2 separate regions of the Homo sapiens genome follow, and region 1 is linked to region 2. A link is an interaction called in ENCODE POLR2A ChIA-PET data of the cell type or tissue named here. Cell type or tissue: PC-9. All regions are shown on one strand. Links, peaks and the distances in the headings refer to the core of each region. The heading gives the core; the rest is flanking DNA.

Region 1 (10,575 bases), core at 3,749-8,748, 120 kb after region 2:
AGAATGAGTATGTATCCATGCTACGGAATTGGTTCATGTGATTATGGAGTCTGAGAGATCCACGGTCAGAAGCTGGAGACCTCCAGTCTGGGTCCGAAGATGTAGGAACCAGAGAAGCCTGTGGTATAGTGCCAGGCTGAAAGCTGGCAGGGTCAAGATCCAAGAAGAGCCAGTGTTTCAGTTTGAGTCCAAAGGCAGGCAAAACAACAACAAACAATGTCCCAGCCCAAAGCAGTCAGACAGGAGGAGTCCTCTCGTACTAGAGGGAGGGTCAGTGTTTTTGTTCTATTCAGGCCTTCATGTGATTGGGCCATCCACACTGGGGAGGGAATGTGCTTTACTCCGTCTACTGATTCAAATGTTAATCTCACCCAGAAACACCCTCACAAACACACCCAGAATAATGTGTGACCAAATACCTGGGCACCCCATGGCCCAGTCAAGTTGACATATAAAATTAACTATCTCAGTGATTATTTTCCATTTTTCTCATAGAAAAACGGAGGTAGGACAATGTTTATTGATTTGTCCTGTGGGATCCAGCCCATGTCACCCAACTCAGAGGCCACAGAGAGAAATAAGAGAAGTAGAGCCAGGCCATTGCAAATCTTCCCAAAGACATAAAAGCTGCAGCCCTAGAGACAGGGCAGCTGAGAGGGGAGCCAGTTTTCCCCAGTGCTTGGATGGGTGGGATATGACAGGACTTCTTGGCTCTGGTCATATCTGAGGCTGACCCAGGGAACTAGCTGGCCTTTGGGCAGACTTGGGGGTCCTGTTCTAATTTGGCTGGAGAGAAGTCCATGAAAGGCAAAAAAAAGTTATTTTCATGCACTGGGCACCAAAGGAAATTGATGGCAAAGACAGAACATGTTTTCCTGTAGGCTGAGTGTAAGCCCTCATTAGGCAGAGGAGCCAGAGCTTATTTATAGAGAAGCACTACCATTTTGTTATGTATGGGCAGCAAGTCCAGCGAATTCTCATCAAGCAGGTTGTACAAGCTCTGATTACAATGAATTTTCATGGAATTAGTCTCTGAGCACAGGACCTTCGGGAGTGTGTAGAGTCATCTTGACCCTGTGGGGAGGTAGAGATAGAGCCTTGCAGACTTCACTACTGCCAGCCCCCTAGTACTGCTGGCCTCTCCCCCTCCCCCCTTCTTTTTCCATTTTTCTCTCCCCCTTTCTTTTCTTCTTCCACCCCTCCAGATCCTCACTGGGGTGACTCAATGCTGTTGTCAAGCCACAAAACCACCCTGACCCCCACTTTACACATCTAGAGGGATGATATTTACTTAGCAGGGTTATAATGAGGCCTGAATAAATAGCATATATGAATGTCCTTGCATAGAGGAGACACGATAATTATTTGGTAGGAAAGAAAGAAGGTGAAAAGAAGGCAGTTGCTTAAGTGCTACTCAGTATATGGAAAAATAAATCACTCAATGGAAAGTTCATCACGGGTAGGATGAGAGGAGGGTGAGTCAGAGCAAACTAACGGAGGAGTGTGATGTTGGAAGGTGCAGGTTGCCTCTGCTGCTGCTGACGTTATTTGAAAGAGATATAAGACTAAATCTCTAGTTAGTGGTAATTAGAGGAGCTCCCTAGGCACTTCATGTAGCTGGGATGGTAGCCTTCTTGTCCTGCCTGAAATCAATTCCAGTTTGTATAATTACGTCCAGACAGCAGGGTCCCAGCTGCAAGGTTTTACACAAAATATTTTCTCCATTGTACTTTCTATAATTAGTATTTCACGTAGGTGAGTGGGGGAAAAGGCCACAGTATCCCACCTGGTATCCTTTTCTTTTTTAGGGCAGATGGATAAATTCCTTGACATATTCTGACATTAGGAAAGTCTTGAGAATGCATGAAAATTAAAAGATGTTTTGCAAGTATTTTTCATTTTGCTTTCTGATATGCTCTTCATAACAATGAAATATATGAGGTCGTGGATCCTAAAAGTACAGGATGATGCCATCTTGATCACTGTCACCTGTTATGGACTAAACTGTGTCCCCCACAAAATTCACATGTTAAAGCCCTAATGCCCAATATGACTGTATTAGGAGATAGAGCCTTTAACGAGGTAATAAGGTTAAATGAGGTCATAGAGGTTGGACCCTAATCTGATAGAACCGGTGTCCATATAAAAAGAGGAAGAGACAACAGAGATCTCTCTCTCCTCACATGCTCAGAGAAAAGGCCATGTGAGCACACAGTGAGAAAATCACCAAACACAAGTCAGAGAGCCCTCATTAGAAACTAACCCTGCTGGCACCTTCGTCTCAGACTTCCAGCCTCCAGACTGTGAGAAAAAACCTGTTGGCAGCTGAGGATTCTCAACATGGTGCTGTAGGTTGAATTCAGTGGAGCCTCCACTCTCCAGGGCTTATCTCGAGGTGGGCTGCTGTGTTCCATCATGAACACAGAAGAAAGCATCTCACAGCAAGTTCCCTCATATGCTTGGCTACATTTGTTTTTCATGAGCATGGCTGTAGTGACCACAAAGAGCTCTATAGCTTAGTCCATGTTTCCTATTGCTGGTTTTAGTTTCCTATTTTTGCTGAAACAATTTACAACACACTTAGTGGCTCAAACAACACAAATTTATTCTCTTACCATTTTGGAGGCAAAAGCAAAAAATCAGTTTGATTGAGCAAATATCAAGAGGTTGGTGGGGTCGTTCCTTCTGGAGGTTCTGAGGGGAGAATCTGTCTCCTTGCTTTTTTCAGCTTTTAGTGGCTGACTGTATTCCTTGGCTTGTAGTTACTTCCTCCTTCTCCAAAACACATTGCTCCAGCCTCTGGTTTCATCTTCAGGAGTCAGTCTTCTCCTCTGGCTCTGACTCCTCTTGTGTCCCTCTTGTAAGGACAACTGTGACTGTATTGGGCCTACCTGGCTAATCCAGGACAATCTACCCATCTCAATCCCTTGATCTCATCTGCAAAGTTCCTTTTGCCATATTAGGCAATATTCACAGGTTCTGGGGGATGAGATTAGGACATGGACATCTTTGGAAGAGGCATGATTCAGCCTACCATACTATTCCTACACCTCACACTCCTAAGCACAAACCCCTTATAGAGACCACCCCATTTGCAGCTCTCTGCAGGCTCAGTATATCCCTCCTGAGTGGATTGAATATTTTTTCCTTGAACATCCAGGTCTTATGCCACGCCACCTCCTCCAGGAAGCCTTCTCTCCCTTCTCCAACTCACTTTGACTTCTCATAGTACTTAAATAAGAACTCCATTATTTGGGTCTAATATGTTATGTTGAATTTTAACTCTATTTTGTTTCATATATATTTGTCTTTTTTCTCTAACCAAGCTATATGTTTTTTATCTAAGTTCTGCATATTTTCTCTATGTTCTTCTTCCTCGTTCCCCTGAAATACTTTCTTTGGCCTCTAGGTGGCCTTCTCCTTTATTCTCCCTATCCATTTCAGGTTCTGTGTCATCCAACTGAGTGCCTTGCCTGAGCCCATCACTGTCTCTGCTTCTTTGCTCCCCATCCCACCCTTGGCATTGGTTATGAGTCAGGCTTCTGCTCTGGTCCTTTCGAGGTCTTGTTCTGGGAAGATTCCCTGACCCCACTTCCCTCCATGACTGGGGTCCTGTCTTCCCCTTCGGTGGCCCTTCCCTGAGGCCTGGAGTTCTGCTGCTGATTCACAGCTTCCCTAGTGACGAATTCCCAGGTTGTTTCACATAAACTCTCCACGTAATTCCTGTTTGATAATAATCTGGGGACCCAGGCCACTGACTACACTTGTGGCTGGTCCTAGTCCATATGTTGGAACTCTTTTTCCTCACCTTGAGCCACTGGAGTTGCCAATGGGGGAATCATGTTTTTATCTACCTAGATAAACATCCGGTTTAGTATCTGAGGCAAATCTCCCAGCCCATTTTATGCCTGCATGTGCATGTCCATTGCCAGCTCTGATCCTCTGCACTTGCTATCCCACGTTTCTGTGAGTAAGCAGATGGGCTTCATGAATGATTCCAAGATATAATGTGAATCTCCCACAGTGCCTAACATAGACCTAGCCAGTGTTCAAATCCAGGGCCAATTGACCGGGGAATTGGTTTTACTCTGTAGATTCCATATTTGACACACTCAGGACAAAATATACTTGAGATGCATCTGGAAAAAGAGCTGCTTCCTTGGTCTTGCCTTTCTCGAAACATTAAACTTAACTGCAATTGCCATTTGAAATCCATTTTTTGAGAGCTTGCTATATGTAAACACCAGGAATAATAAGAGAAAAAAAAATCTTGCCACAATCCTCACCTTTAAGCAACTCCTAAGTTAATGTGGTGCATAGAAAACAAAAACAGAGTTTACTATAATATCATAGCCGGTGATATCATTTGTAGGATTTACTGCAAAATAAAAATTTGAAACCTCTTGTTGAAAAAGCAGATAAAAGGTGACATAAGCAGTACTAAAATTTGAAAATTCTTTGTTTTCTGTAGGTTATCTTGACTTGGCATGGTATTTTTTAATGTGGTGTTTAATATTCTAAGTAAATAAAAAATTAAAATTTAAATTACTAGAATGAATTTTGTCATCCATCTTTATATTCTACAACGCTGGTTTTAAATTCAAATATGACAACATTAAACTCACGCAGAATCATCGAAATTACATAATCTTAGTATTTTGTTTTTGGCAGAACAGTAGAAATGCTCCACAAGGCTAACTCGACTGTTTTTCTGTTTACATCTTGACATTCATGCATTCTACCAACACTCTACTTTTAGTTTGCTAATGAGTAATGAACTGCAAGCAAAGGAGCTATGGGTTGCCCTATCTTTCCCTTTCTTCTATATGATTTTCTGCAGGAACGGTTGGCTAATATAGGGAAGTAATAAGAGGTGGAAAAAACGAGAGTTTCTTGCTCATTCATGTTTCTTACAACATCATTGCTTTCTTTATGCATTCAGAGAAAGTTCTATTTGGAAGGTGAGGCATGGCCTCTTGGAATTGCAAGTGCCACTGCTTCCTCAGTAGTACATGTAACATGCTTACCTTGTACTATAATTTTGAGTCTTGCTGAACTCTCCTGCATTGTGGGTGCACTGGAATTCTGTGATCTTTGGCATTGCAAATTATTTATGCGAATGGGGCAGTAAGGAATGGCTGACATGCATTGGCTTAGTTCAGCTGCTATAATAAAATGCCATAGACAGTGTGGCTTAAAAACAACAGAAATCTATTTCTCACACTTCTGGAGGCTGTAAGTCCAAGATCAGCGTGCCAGTGTGGTCAGGCTCTGATGCGGGCCTGCTCCTGGGTGGCAAATGGCTATCTTCCTGGATTCCCACATGGTGGAAAGAGGGCAAGAGAGCTCTCTCTGGGATCCCTTTAATAAGGCACTAATCCTATTCATGAAGCATTCACTCTCATGACTAATTTCCTCACATCTCCTAATATCATCACACTGAGGGCTAGGATTTCATATATACATTTTACATGCACATTACATGTATCTCTTCTGCTCATTCAGTCCATTGCACACATATTGCATGTATCTCTTCTGTTCATGTGCATACCTCATTGTTCCATTGGACTTCAGCTACAAAACACAAATCAAAGCTAAAATTATTGAGAATTTCAAGCTGATGGCAACAGAGCATTAAATAAAGTGTGGGGCCCTTCAGAGTACAAGGCTCAATGATACTGCATAGGTCACACACCCATGAAACGGGTCCTGATGGCAATACCCTCTAAAAAATTCCATGATCAAGACATGCTCAGGGTTAGAGAACACGTCACAAGATGGAGAGAAGAGAGAAGGACTTTCTACAGGAGGTGACGCTGGAGCTGAAGCTTCAAGGATAAGAAAGATTTTGCAAGTGAACAAAGGAGAAGAGCATGTTCGTAGGGTGACAGCAGGTGCAACGGCACAAGGCACACTAAAGCATTGTGTGTTTGGGGGACGACAGCAGTTTGATGGAATTGGATGCAGATGGGTATGGGGCCACAAAGGAAGCTGAGATTTAAGAAATCCTAAAGAAATGTAAGTGCCAGGCTGGGCACAGTGGCTCACGCCTGTAATCCCAGGACTTTGGGAGGCCGAGGCGGGCGGATCACGAGGTCAGGAGATCGAGACCATCCTGGCTAACATGGTGAAACCCTGTCTCTACTAAAAATACAAAAATATTAGCCAGGCGTGGTGGCAGGCGCCTGTAGTCCCAGCTACTTGGGAGGCTGAGGCAGGAGAATGGCATGAACCCAGGAGGCGGAGCTTGCAGTGAGCAGAGATCACGGCACTGCACTCCAGCCTGGGCGACAGAGCAAGACTCTGTCTCAAAAAAGAAAAAAAAAAAGAAAATAAAACAGAAATGTAAGTGCCAAATGAAGGAATTTAAACAATCCAGGAAGCTACGAGTGTCATTGGAACAATAGAAGCAGGAAGGTGACACAAAATAATTTGTTCTCAAAGAGTTTCTTTAATAATTATGTGGAAAATAGGTTTGGAAAAAAAACTATAGAGAGAAACCAACTTAAAGTCATTGCTATGCTATAAGAGAGAAGCTAAAACTGGGATTCTTTAGTTTTTTTCTCTTTAAAATAAAAAAGTGAGAAAGAACCATATTAATGAATGAAATAAAATATTAGCTGAAAAATTAAAGCATAATGCCACATACAGCAATGACAATTGCTATAGCTGGGTTTTCCCCCCCTTTTTTTGAGACAAAGTCTAGCTCTGTCACCTAGGTTGGAGTGCAGTGGTGTGATCTCGGCTTACTGCAACCTCCACCTCCCGGGCTCAAACTATTCTCCTGCCTCAGCCTCCCAAGCAGCTAGGACCAAAGGCGCACATCACCACACCTGGCCAATCCCCCTGTATTTCTAGCAGAGACAGGGTGGTCTCTGCTAGAGGCCAGGCTGGTCTCGAACCCCTGATTCCAAATGATCCGCCCGCCTCAGCCTCCCAAATTGCCAGGACCACAGGCATGAGCCACCGCACCCGGCCATAGCTGGGTTCTTATATCAACTTCTAAGCCATTCCTTCAAAGCACTGGTCAAACACTTTGACAAACATGGCTAAGAGAAATGTCTACTCTAATTTGGTCTATATTCTATTATTCTCTTGATATTTGGGCTTGCTGATCCTCTTCTGAATTTTCTACTGTTTTTCTCATACACCCACCTGTACTGAACTATTGACTTCTTTATTATGAGCTACAATACAAACTAAAGTGACCACCCAGTCTTGTTAGATAAGTTTTTCCAAAGTTCAGTCTTTGGTAAGCACAGAATCCTTATAAACAGTACTGCTTTTCTCCAATGTGCTTTGCTAAATGTCCTCCACCAATGACTTATTTATTACTTCGAGGCTTTTCTGTGTAAAAGAAAATAAAATTGCAGGACCCTCTAAATTTATTATGCCAAGGAAGAATTTAAGCCCTGGAGACTGAGTCACAGAGCATATTTGCAACTTCTGCTTCTTAGATTATAAATTAGCTCTCTTCCTCATTGTTCTTGTTCTGTAAACAACCAGAGGCCAGACCTATTCGCCTTCCAGTCACTGATCTTTTTTATAGATTAATTGCCTCCTTTATTGTCCTGTACCTAACTCAGACCAGATGACAAAAAAGACCCCATGACTGTTACATCTGTAATGTTGAATTTTAAATATGCCTTCTCGAAAGAAAAAGACCACCTCGACTAATCAGATCATTGTAACTATACATCAAGCCTTATACAGAAAGATGTTGAAATTCTGTTCACCATCCCCAAGCTTTATCTAAAATAACCCCAAACTTCTACACTTCAGAGCACTGACTTCCATTCATCAGAATCTGTGTTTTGCAGGCAGCCATCCTCAAACTTTGTGCTTGAATAAACTCTCTTTAAACTAGATTCTGACTCTTTCGGTTATTTAGGCTGACATCTGTTTCATAAGTGCTATTTGCTCTGCTTCTCTTCTCTTCTTTTGCTGTTCTCTGAGAACTATGGGATTGGTGTCAATGTATCCATCAGTACTTTTAGTAAGGGAAGAGAGGAGCACTTTATGCTTCTGTTTTTCTGTGAAAGGGACCTGCCCATACTGAGGGAAAACTGGAAGTTTTCTCACTATGGAGAACAGGGATTGTGCAATATTCATGAAACACCGTCAAGCAATCCTTCTGTTGCCATTGCTAAAGGTTTAACTGTGGAACAATTCTATGCATGTTGCTGGCTATGCTGGTTTATCTTTTTAATTAATTAACTAGTTAATATTTATTAATATTATTTTTAATTGACGAATCATTTTTAAAGCAGGAGCTTAACTCTGCCAGCCAAGAACTATTTTTCCAACATTGTTTAGTTGTTGTGCAGATCTTACTTATTTAACTTTGCAAGGAGTTGGAGAATAGGAACCAGTTTCCAGTCTCACCCTGACTTCCTCACTGTTGATTTGTCTGTGCCCAAGAACTTTGACTTCCTACTTCTATTTACTTTTCCCCTCTGGTTCGTCCCATCAAATTATTCCTTGATTAAACATAATTTATCACAGCAGCGCTTTGCTATCTTTTCCATGTAGTGGCACATTTAGGACATGGTGTCTGTATGGCACACTGGGGTTAAGGGACAAGGCCACTTGCAGGTGGCAGGAGATGCTCTGGGGGGTTCTGGCCAAGTCAATTCCACCCATCTGCTCCAAGGGTTGAGAGAGTCCTTAGGTGAGTCCTTACCTGCAAACCATTTGCAGCACAACAGCCTTTCCTAGCACATACATTGGAAAACTCTGTAATAAAGAATATTTAGCCCTTCCAAGTATCAATGTTAACTATATCAATGCTTCTTAAATTTTTATATGCTTGTGTATCATCTGGGTATCTCACTAAAAATGCATATTCTGATTCAGTAGGTCTGAGATGCTGCATTTCTAACAAGTTCCCAGATGATGCCAGTGTGGTTCATGGACTGCATTTTTTGTAATAAGGAACTGGATGATTTATTAATACAACTTGCTCTGAAAAATTATAGAAGAATTCAAGTCACAGGAAATTTCTTCACTTTTAAAATTAGTTAGCAGAGCATCAGAAACAGTATAAAACAGCCTGTTTCAAATTGTAAGTGCTCTAATACTCTCATTTGACTAAATCTGCCTTGGTTCAGTTTCACATATGAAATATCTGAGAAACTTCAAAAGTGTTCTTCTTGATAACCCTCTAAAGCCTATTTTAAAGTGATTTTAATGGGCAGTTCCTTGTATAAGGAACAGTTGCCTGGAGTGCAGAGAATTACTACTAAATTTGTTTTTCTTATAATCGAAGAAAGACCCTTATGAATGAGACGTGATAGCTGATTATTTAGCAAGGCTTTTGTGCTAGATTGAACATACTCAAAGAAAAGCATAATTATGTTAAAAATTATTATATTCTCCTAGTCCTTGCTATAGAGAAGTTATGCTATTAAAGGAATCACTCAACTTTAACAAAATATCCTTTCTCCTCAAATTGTAACTAAAACTTTTTGCTCTAGAAATTACTGTTTCTCTGTCAATGAATGCAGATTCAGAGACGATAGGTGATATGTTCCATCTCCAAATGGAAATAAATTTAAAAGCAAGTGCAAAAATGACTTTAAGATAAGTGAAAAGTGTTATTATAATGTCTTTAAAAGAGGGAAAGAGTTCCCAAGATTCAAAACATTTTGAAAATAAAAATGTAAACTTTCCATTTTTAATACACACCAGTTTTTAAAGAAGAAAAAGGATTGACATACTATGATATTGAAAATGAAATATACGTCTATTCATATTCAAATTATAGAAATTTTGGAAATTTTTGCCAGAATACATGTTTACAAAAGATCCAAGCATCTTTCTTGAATGTCCTTGAAAAGTTTACTGAACATTTGACAATTTACTCTATCAATCTTTGTAATATGAGCATCAGTTGGACCTTTGAACATAAATTGAAGAGTGGGGAATGAGTTTGACATTACTTAGATATCTGTTATCTTTAGAGTAATGTAAATTAAATCATTTTCTGAATGAAACTGTTTTGGGAAGGAAGGGTAGTTGTGGTAGTAAATTTGAAAAGCTGAAAAAGAAAATCGTTGTCTAACTTTATAACCTGGGGAAGAAAGAAAGTATGTGGGAAGACAAATTAATAATTCTTGAGGCCTAAACATTAATAGTCAATTGAATAAAATATATTATGAATGTTAACTGCAGAATTCCAGTACCAATATATGGCAGTCTTCTTCCTAAGCAGAACTAAAAAATGTAGGTGGAGCTTTTTCTATATGAAGTAAATAGTTAACCAATTTCACATGAATCCTTTCTTTGAAGATTGCATAGAGAAATCATGGGACAAAGTGAATGACTATGGATGAGTAGTTTTATGGCCAATAAATTGTAGTACATGGTGTGTTACATTAGAGAAAAGGGCAGTCAGACTTCATGCTTCAAAGTGTAAATTGATTACTCTCTTGGGCTCTGATCATAAATCGTTTTTCTGGCCATCTTATTGTAATTTCATCCAATTGGTAAAAAGCAGCTTTAAAAAAAGTGTATTTGAAGAATTAGACCACTATAGTTATCAGATAAAAAAGCCCAGTAAACTTATGTTTGCAT
Region 2 (10,575 bases), core at 3,131-8,130:
TTTTCCTTGAAAATATTTTAAAACATTATGGTGCTTAATGTCCCTGTATTTATGTAATTCTATCCTTCCATAATTGGAATTGATTATACAGATTTCCATTCAAACTCAAGAAATTCCACTTAGCTGCATTCCATTCCTTTAATGATTCCCCTCAACCATGCAACACCAACACAGAAACCAAACACTCTATGTGAAAGTGCTTCTGAAGCTGAAAATCTTTAGGTAGACATATTTTCCACACATCCAAATGTATTAAATCATCCATAAAATCACATTGCCTTGAATTGTCCAGCCTGCCTTGTTACTTTATTAAACAATACCTTGAAGTGATCCTCAAATTCCAGAAAGGAGAAAACTTTCAGAGGGCCCCCATGAACAGTAAAATCTCTATACAGAACAGCTGAAAATCAGCAATGGCGCAGGGTGTAGTGGGAATTTAGCTGAGGGCCTTGGCCCCTGTTGGCAGCACAGATTACTGCATGAAAGTTTTCTTCCCTCACTAAGGCACTAACCATTTTAAAACTGAAATATGAAAGCTGCTTCATGGGAGCTGGAAGTAGGGAATATGCCCACCCCATTATTAATCCATTCGATTCTGGCTACAGCTTGTTCAATTTTTATTCTCTCTGTAAAGACAAGCAACTTTCAATATTTGTAATCTCTGGTGAATGAATGAATACACTTTCATTGTATACTCTTTTGCATTGTTTGAATTTCGTATCATTGATGTGGATAACATTTATAATAAAAAATTGTGAAGGGTTAATCCATAGATCTTCAAAGAGAAAGCACCTTAGTGATAAAGTTTAATACAAGCTTTAATATACAGGCTTTAAACAGGTGAGAAAAATGGAATCTCATGTCCAAGATTTTACCAGAGTTCATTGGCTCCCCCAGGTGTTTATCCAGAATATGCTCTGTGCCAGGTACTGTGTCAGGTGCTGGGGACACAGAGGTAAAACCAGTAGGCATGTCCCTGCCCGTATGAAAGCTATAGCCTAGTCAAAGATGGCATTAGTAGAAATAATCACTCCCAACAATTATTTGCTACAAAGGAAACTCACAGGGTTCCATGAGAATGTAGATGAGGGAACCATAGCAGTTCAGGGGATAGTTGAGACAGGCAGTTCTGATAATGTGACCTGTCATGCGGTGATTGGAGGATAAGGAGGGATCGCTCAGGCTGGAAAGGAGCACTCTCTGCACGAGGACCCTCCGAGCTGTGTACGCCAGGCCTGGGAGCTTGGCCATCTGACTTCTAACCCAGGTCCCTCTACTGCAGTGCCTGCCACTTGGCTGGTCCTGCTAACATCAACGGGCTGCCAATTTTAAAGCACAACCATCAGTGCTCATATACACCAAAATACCTCTAAAGAATTAATACTGTAAATCAGAGTATAAAGTGCTGCTATCAAAATACTACCCCTCCCAAATGACCCATGTACCTATCTTAATATCCCAAATATTAGTAATCATTTATAAACTTGAATTAAGGCACAAGTCAGAGTAACAAGAAGCAGAGAAAAGTTCCTTAATAGAAATTACTCTCCACTCACCCGCCTATTCAACAATTATTATTTAAAAAGCAATGTACAGATGGGTGCAATGGCTCACACCTGAAATCCCAGCACCTCGGGAGGCCGAGATGGGAGGACAGCTTGAGTCCAGAAGTTGGAGACCAGCCTGGGCAATGTAGTGAGACCTTGTCTCTACAAAAAATTTAAAAATTAGCTGAGTGTGGTGGCACGCGCCTGTAGTCCCAGCTACTTGGAAGGCTGAGGTGGGAGGCTCACTTAACTGTCTTGTGAGACTGGATGGGAGTAGGGAGGGTTCTGAGCTCCCCAGCAGGTCCTGGCAAGTGAGCCAGGATGGGAAGGTAAGGGCTTCTATAGAAGCAGGGGCAGAGGAAGGGGGCTCCTAGGATGCGGGCTCATCCATTGCGCCACTACATGTAGCTGATGGAACAATCATTCCCTCAGCTCCTTACTTCTTTGTCTACCACACATTAGAATCCCTTCACGTCCTCCTGGCCTCTTGCCAGGCACCTCCCACTGGATTACAGGAATCCTCTCTGCCTCCCCTCCAGCCATTCAGCCTCCCCGTGATCTCTCCCCTTGACCGCAGCTGGCTTGGCTCGGAACTTGGCACAGAGTGGGGCATCGGATGCGTCAGAATTCTTTCTCCTCATGACAGACCTTCCTTCCCTTCTCCACCCCATCACTGGCAGCACTCCCATATCCTCCCACCTGCAACACTACTTGCCCTTCACACACCTGAATCTGTCTTTGTTTGTTGAGGGTTACTAAGAACACTGGGCTGCGTGCATGTTCCCTCCTTCTCCACTTGACAATCCATTGGCAGTTTCACTTTGAGTCATTCACTGACTGTTCTCTCCTTGTTGGCTGCTGTGGCTTTAGGAGCCCTGGGTTCCCTCCCTATACCTCTAACTTGTTTTCTTCCGGAAGCCTCTTCCACTTGCTCCATTCTTCTCTGTATTCTTTTTTTTTTTAACTTTTAGGTTCAGGGGCACATGTGTAAGTTTGTTAAACAGGTAAACTGCGTGTCATGGGGGTTTGGTGGACAGATTATTTCATCGCCCAGGTGATAAGCACAGTACCTGATAGGTAGTTTTTCAATCCTTACCCTCCTCCCTCCCTCCAGTGTTCTTTAATAGTCAGTCTCTGCCTTTTCTCTGATATTATTGCTCCCTCTGAATGTTGATTTCTCCCCATGACTTTAAGCATCTCTTATTTTGGGAGCAATTCTTCAAACCTTATCAGCAACTCTACTATATGACCAGACTGCATTATTTTACCTTAAAGAGAGGAAGCCAAGAAAGATAGATATAGGCTGAAATCCCTGCTCCAATGCTTATTAGCCCAAATTAACCTCTTGGAGCCTCCGTATTTCCTCATCTGTAAAATGGGGGTAATACCATGAAGCTGCTCTCAGGAAATCACCTGGCCTTGACTCACCTGTTGATTCAGTGCCAGTTCCAGTCCTTATCACCATTACATCCTTCTCATTTCTACTGCTACCCTACTCCAGGTCTAATCACCTATCACCCATACCTGGATAGAAACCCCCTTTTAATAGTTTCCATCTAATAGTTGCCATCCTTACCCTTATTTGTCTCTCAATCCTTTCTGTCTAGGGCTGACTAATCTTTCTAAAATAAATGTCTACCATGTTTCCGCACTGATGAAATATCAATAAGTCCTAGACAAAGTTTAATGCCTTCTGCCTGATTTTTAGATTCTCCATTATTTGACCTCTCTCATCATGACCCCATATTGAGTCTCCCCTCTAACCATGAAGGTGTCCTTACCATCTCACGAGCACCACATCAGGCAGCATAACACACAGGTTAAAAGGGTTAGAGTGGATTCTGGTCTCAAGACCATGGTGGAATCCAGCTGCCATTTAATGCACATGCAACCTTGAGCAAGTTGCTTAACCTCTCTGCCTCAGTTTCCTCATATGTAAAATTGAAATAGTAACAATTCTTCTCTGGTTGAATTGTTTTGATAGCCGTTTTAAGGATAAGTTAATGCATGTGAACCAATAACTGCTTGGCAAGTGATAAGTGCTGGGCAAATGGCAGTTATTGTTATCACTATCACCATCACACTCCCTTCCACTTCTGAGCCTTGCAACTTGCCATTCCCCCTGCCTAGAAGCCTCTTCCCTGCCCAAGTCCCATCTTCCCTGCCCTTGAAGATTTAGCTCAAGATACACTATTTGCATCTGCTTTAGCTCTTATTATCTTCTCAACTCTTGTGTTGATATTTCTCACTTTAACACTGAACCATGCATTCTGTGTTGGAGGGTTACTGAGTTCCTTTCTAAGTGTACATTATGTCTTATCGATGAAGCTATAAATTTATCAAGAGGCAGAGGTCATTTCTACTCCCCACAGTGCCTATACAGTAGCAGAGAGGGGCTCAAAAATCACAGTTGATTCACATTTTTGTTTCCATTTTCTAGCTGTCAGTTAGTCTCATTTAAACACAGAATAAGATACAGTTTTAATACTTTAAGTTTTTTTTAAGCTGGAATCAAGAACACACTTAATAAATCAGAAGACTTAAGTTTCCATTTGGATGGCTGCTAAGTGGCCGGGACTCCATGGGAGGTCAATTAAGCCTGCTGAGCATCTAGTTTCTTATCATGGCAATACCATGCACCCTACAGGGTTACTGTGAGAGTCAAATTAGATACCAAATGTTAGAGCAATTTAGGCAAACCGCAAAACAAATACAAAACATTTTCTAAATTAAAAAATCTGACAAATCAATAACTAATTTTTAACTTTTACAAACAGCTCTGCTAGATGTACAAGAGAAAAACAAATAATTTGACCTGAGCCATGATCAGATTCTTATTTAATAACACATCTCAAATATTGAAATAAAGGCAATCATGGGTGAAAAAAAATCCTTTCCTCACAACATTTATAAAACAGCCAAATGTGAACTCCATGAAGGCAGGGGCCAGGCCTGTTTGAGTTGCCACCCATCCCCATCCCCATCCCCGGAGCCTTAACATAGTAGTTGCTTAACAAGTATCTGAGATAAATGCATGAATTTGTACATGAATAAACACAAGAGTATTATTTTATGGCACAAAACCAATATTGTCTGAGTTTTATTATTTGATCGTCAGAAATTCTGTTGACAGCAGAGGTCAGAAAACTGATTAGAATAACGCAATTTAAACTTTAGGTCATTTACGTTATGACTGTCATCAACCAGGAGTTGTACAACTTAAAAATAAAACACATATACGCAAAACCCTGAGCTGCTTCCTGTAAGACAACCGCAACAAAACAAGGCTGCTCACAAGGGGCTTTTCTAAGAAAGACATGGACATTCTTTAAACACCTTTTATAGGTCTATTGAATACAGGCTTCCATTTTTCTTTCTGTAATGATGGATTATTCACTTCAGGAAATGAATATTCAGATGTCTGTTGTTTGCCAAGCTGTCACACCATGACATACATTCTTACAATCCCTTTAATTATTAAGTATAATAATGGTGCTTTTAAAGAGACCTGCAATAGAGTCATCTAACAAGGTATAGTGTTTATGATAACTGAAAGTGTGATTCTGATGAAAGATAAACAATGGATCATCTATGAATGAAGTTCAGCCATCTCTTTTGGGCAGAATATGGTGTTGTGCTAGCAGATCTAGTTACAGTGCCAACTTGTATCTCAGAACATAGTATTTGACAAGTTTGACTGTGATAAGATCTTAGGTACAATACAATGCTACAGGCGGTCAGAAGAGGGAGACTATTTCTGAGGTGCTGGTTTGGAAGATGGTTAGGAAAGGCTTCATAGACAAGGCAGGGACTATTTATTGGATGCTTATTGTAGTGTCATCTACAGGGAGGTGGGGACTTATAGAATCTTCCAAATACCAGGAGCTGTGACAGGTGCTCTATGTATCTCATTTCAATATATCTTCATAAATCTTGATAGGTAAACATTATCTGCATTTTATCAATGAGAAAAGTGATGCTTAGAGAAGTTAAATAACTTATCTAAGATTACACAGTTAAGAAGGGGCAGAGCCTGAATTTGAACACAGATATGACAATAATGTCCATGAACTTTTTGCTGTAACAAGTTGACTGCCCTCATATCAAATATTAAAACAAAATATCTTGATTTTACAAAATGTGTAGATAGAGGCTGGATCAGGCAGGCATTCTAGGTGAGCAAAACAGCTTGCACAAGACTTAGGGGTAGGAAAGTACCAGAGATATTCAGTCCAGAATGCAACAGGTTAGATGAAGTTGAATGCAAAAATTTAGAGAATTGGGACTACTAGGGAGAAACTGAAGATAACTACAGCTTGGCAGAGTAGGCTGTACATTCATAAAATACATTACAAGGAAACAGTTTAGTTAAAAATAAAGAGCTCTACTTGTTCTGAGGAGTGCAGAGCACATGAGCTTTGGCCTCTGATGCAACATGTGGGTAGGCCTCGAAATAAACATACAAACGTTGCCTAGCAACTGTGACAATAGTCACAGCTGATCTGTGATCTAAATCCAAGCTAGAAGGATACTGGCCATATTCTCTGAGGGTCTGATTATGAGCTCTGATACCGGACCACCCCAAGAACTTAGAAAAAAAAATCCACATTTAAGGCATGAAGTTGAGCTTCCAGTTCTACGAGGCAACTGCTTCATTTTCATTGCTTTCCAAACTCTAGTTTTCCAGTGCTTTTTTATGGGATAATAATTTTGTAAGTAAGGAGAAGAGCTAGCCACACAGCCTAGGTCAGTCATCAAAGAATAGAAAAGCAGATTTCTTTCCTGAAGTTGTATTCATGTCTCTAGGGATTCCAGTTGCTTCTCTTGATGCATGAAATAATTCCAAATATGTCTAATCTCTGGCTGCCTAAGATAAAGCAAAACAGGGAAGTCAGGTCCAGAAAATGCAGCCTACTTTCTGCTTCTTGTCCCTCCCCTAGAGAAGGTTTCACAGGTGAGGATTTACATAAGCCTGTGAATCAAACAATTTCTGTTAACAGGCACTACAGGAGCCATGAGGAAGACTGTACTTGACTAGCCATGTGACTTGGAGCTCTTAATCTTTCTTGCGCACCTTTTCTTTATTTGTAAAAACTGTTGGCCTTGAGAATCCTGTAGTTCTGCAGTTCTAATATTATATGCTATACTTTAGTGAAGGGCATTAAATAATGTGCTTAAGGACAGATGTTCAATTGGGAAACACAGAGGTTAAGAGCATGAGCTCTGGAGTCCCATAGACCTGAGGCCTAATTCTGGTTGCACAACTACAGGCAGGCTGCTTAATCCTTCCAAATGTGAGGTTTTTAAATTCATTTAATGTATATAAAAAAAGATACCTACTTCATAAGCTAGCAGTGAGGATTAAATGAGGGTATGTATATAAAGTGCATGATTTGGTGCCTGGCACATGGTACATCAATAGACAGCAGTGATTTTTATTATTTTATGAATGCCAACAGCCTCGAAAGTTTCTTTGCTTGGCCTCAGAATGACAGAGTAATTCTGTGCTGACCACTGTGTTTTTTTTGTTTTTTTGGACAGAGTATTGCTCTGTCACCTAGCTGGAGTGCAGTAGCATGACCTTGGCTCACTGTAACCTCCGCCACCTGGGTTCAAGCAATTCTCCGGTCTCAGCCTCCCAAGTAGCTGGGACTACAGGTGTGCACCACCACACCCAGCTAATTTTTGTATTTTTAGTAGAGATGGGGTTTCACCATATTGGTCAGGCTGGTCTCAAACTCCTGACCTCAGGTGATCCACCCACCTCAGCCTCCCCGAAGTGCTGGGATTACAGGTGTGAGCCACCATGCCCAGCCTGAGCACTAATTTGAGAAGTTACACATTTCACATTAATCTTGCTTATCTTCCTCAAAGGAAAGAACCTGCAACATTATTTTACATTGTGGCATTTTCTTTGGATTCAAATGCATGGTTGCTTTAGGTCCATGTTCCAGTCAAATGAAGAGGAATCTTGGTAGCAAGAGCATATACCTGTAACAACCCTGACAGATTATGAGCTCATCTAAAGCATATATGGTTATTGATGATATGATTATGGTATAAGAATGAGAAATTCTGGCCAGGCACGGTGGCTCACACCTGCAATCCCAGCACTTCGGGAGGCTGAGGTGGGTGGATCACCAGGTCAGGAGATCGTGACCATCCTGGCTAACACAGTGAAACTCCGTCTCTACTAAAAATACAGAAAGTTAGCTGGGCATGGTGGCACGTGCCTGTAGTCCCAGCTACTCAGAAGGCTGAGACAAGAGAATCACTTGAACTCAGGAGGCAGAGGTTGCAATGAGCCAAGATTGCACCACTGCACTCCAGCTGGGTGACAGAGCAAGCCTCCATCTCAAAAAAAAAAAAAAAAAGAGAAATTCTGAGGTCTGCTGAACAATCATCCAGAAAGCCTTTCTACTTCCATAGTGCATTCATTCCTTAGGTGTAAACTGAACAGAGAGCAAGAAAAACATGAGAACTTTTATGTGCACTTACGCTGCAAAACCAACTGCAAGCCTCAATCTCCACAGAAATGAGAGACTCAAAATGTCTCTAACACAAAGTAGGGAGGAACATATGAGGATATCTTAAGACAGAGCCAAACATGAGGACTGAGAGATGGGCCTGGCAGCCAGCCCACCTTTCACTGAAGAATATTCTTAATTAAAAAGCCAACGTCATGAGAACTGTAACAAGGTTCTCTTATCCAAGCTGATTGTCAAATAACCAACATGAAAATGGGGAGTGAAATAAAATGTTATTCTGGAAACCACCTAAGAAGAACAAATTCACAAATGTATACTGACAGCAAGTTTAATTTTGCAAATATTAAAGAGGCAGTGTTGTATCAATCTTTGCAAATATTAAAGAGATGGTCGCTGGGCACAGTGGCTCATGCCTATAATCCCAGCACTTTGGGAGGCTCAGGTGGGAGGATTGATTGAGCCCAGGAGTTAGAGACCAGCCTGGGCAGCATAGTGAGACCCCATCTCTACAAAAGAATCAAATTAGCCAAGTATGGTAGCACACACCTGTGGTCCCAGGCCCTCAGGAGGCTGAGATGGGAAGACCACTTGAGCCTGGACATAAAGGCTGCAGTGGCCCGTGATTGCACCACTGCACTCCAGCCCAAGTGACAGAGCAAGACCCCAAGAGCCTGTTTCAAAAAAGAAAAGAAAAGAAAAAAAGTTGTGTCATGGTTAGAAGAATGGCTTTGGAGCCAGGCCACTTGAGTTTGAATCTCAGCTCTGCTAAATTGTGTGACCTTGAGCAAATTTCTAAACTGCTCCATGCCTGTTTCAGATAATGATACATTCCACTGCATTACATTCCACCTTCCCATCAGATAACAATTCAGTGGAATAGATAGAACACATTTTAAAGTAGGATTCATTTGAATTTGAAACTGCTGTAAATATATGAGCACTGCTGCTTATATTTCAATCTAAGCAAAAGTTTCCTATAGGGTAAGGGTGTCCTATTTCCTATAGGATAAGGGTGTTTTCAGTTATGTGCTATTTAATTTTACTATTAATTTTCACCATATTCCAAAATGGCTAATTTATTCCTTCTCTACTGCCCATATCAAATGTCCAAAGAAACTGCCAACTAAACTATTATCTCCTAATCCCAATCAGTGTACAATACTCTCTTTCAGACAAGTGGGAAACCTCACCCATTAGAATTTCAGCAGTCCTAAGATACTGCATATAACAAAAGAGCACAATATTGATTTCCAGTGTTTAAGTTTAGAAACAAATTCCCCTCTCAGTTATTTAAACTACTTAGATACAAACTACTGAACAGAGGATTTTGTAAGACTAGTCTGCTGAAAAGAATTTTAGAATCAAATAGAATCTTGCTATTTGTAGTGACCTAGGGTAAGTTATTTGAACTCTCTTGGCCCTCAGTCTCCTCATTTATAAAACTGTCAATACCTCCTTACCTAGTTGTAAAATATGCAACTCTTACAAGGAATAAATGAAATCTTATGTAAATCACTTAGCACAGTAGTTGTCCAATAAATTAATAAATGTTAAATTTATTTGTTTCTATTTATTTTCAAAATCTACATCCTGTAGAGTTTCTCTAAACTATATACGTGCTGCTAGACTGAATCCTGCCCCCAGAGCATTCCAGAATTTTTTTCAGATTATCAGCAATAGCTAGAATGTTCTTAGTTAACTTTTTCTTTGTTTTATATTGGTTGTCTTCCCAAGTTGAATGGTACCCAAATTTTCAGTTCATTGACCTATATATAGTAGGATATGGAGAAGTTACACATACATTGAGAAAATATGGTTTACTACTACTTCAACTGGAAATCAAGTGGTATTTCACAAAGATTTTAATTGAAAATATGGAGATCAGTGTTGATCACATTTAATCTTTGGAAACCTGTGAACAGGTATAAAAATATGATTGTCAGAAGGGCTGGAGAAGAAAACAATTCTAATTTTCTGGGCTAAGAATCCAGGCCTGCCACAATAACACTGTGAGAATAATTCAGCACACAATACTGCAATAATTAAAAGATTATTGAAACCAACAGAAGGCTCAAACTCAACAGCCAAGAGAGATTAAACCTCCATTTTTAAACTCTGAATATTCAGCAGAGGACAGACTTTTTTTTTTTTAAGTGATGTGGACCCATTAGGGCTAAAATCCCAAGTAAATATAATTAACTAATTGATTAAAAACTCAAGGTTAGAGTAAGATATCATGTGGAAGATATTTAGTTTTATAATATTGCTGGGGGAAAACAGGATCTCTAATTCTAATCATTGAAACTATATGTAGAATAGGCAGGAATTCATAACTATTTAAATATTTTAGGCTAAAAATGTTCATAATTATTGCTGGCAATGAATGTAATGTCAAGCCACTGGGCAATGTAACTGGCCAAGCATTAACACTGTAGCTCAGTGGTTCTTGACATAACGGGTAGAAATGGTCCTGGAAGAGAATTATTTATAGGCAGTAGTTAGAACAGTGGGAGAGGAAGGGGGACAATAGACACTTAGAA

What was found. Peaks named below come from ENCODE experiments on the same cell type or tissue, not always from the same donor. Only the 100,000 strongest peaks of a DNase experiment are listed, where the experiment ranks them.
Region 1: POLR2A ChIA-PET joins it to region 2 with 10 read pairs; 2 of 35 experiments call an interaction of 5 or more read pairs at or near these places.

Annotation. Positions count from the first base shown.
Region 1 is chr5:96,588,518-96,599,092 of GRCh38, reverse strand. All of the region lies in intron 4 of LOC101929710 (a long non-coding RNA gene), which reads right to left. It also overlaps a transcript of CAST not described here. Among named protein-coding and RNA genes, the nearest start is that of CAST, 69 kb to the left of the region's middle. In PC-9, for the core only: no CTCF peak of the experiment used is centred there; no DNase peak of the experiment used is centred there.
Region 2 is chr5:96,710,480-96,721,054 of GRCh38, reverse strand. The region is part of intron 3 of CAST (calpastatin); the gene reads right to left. LOC107986363 (a long non-coding RNA gene) reads right to left here. Exons shown (of 2, transcript XR_001742454.2): 1 at 8,582-10,575; 2 at 4,616-6,414. Among named protein-coding and RNA genes, the nearest start is that of CAST, 53 kb to the right of the region's middle. In PC-9, for the core only: no CTCF peak of the experiment used is centred there; a DNase peak (open chromatin) is centred at 5,984; H3K27ac peaks cover 1,920 bases.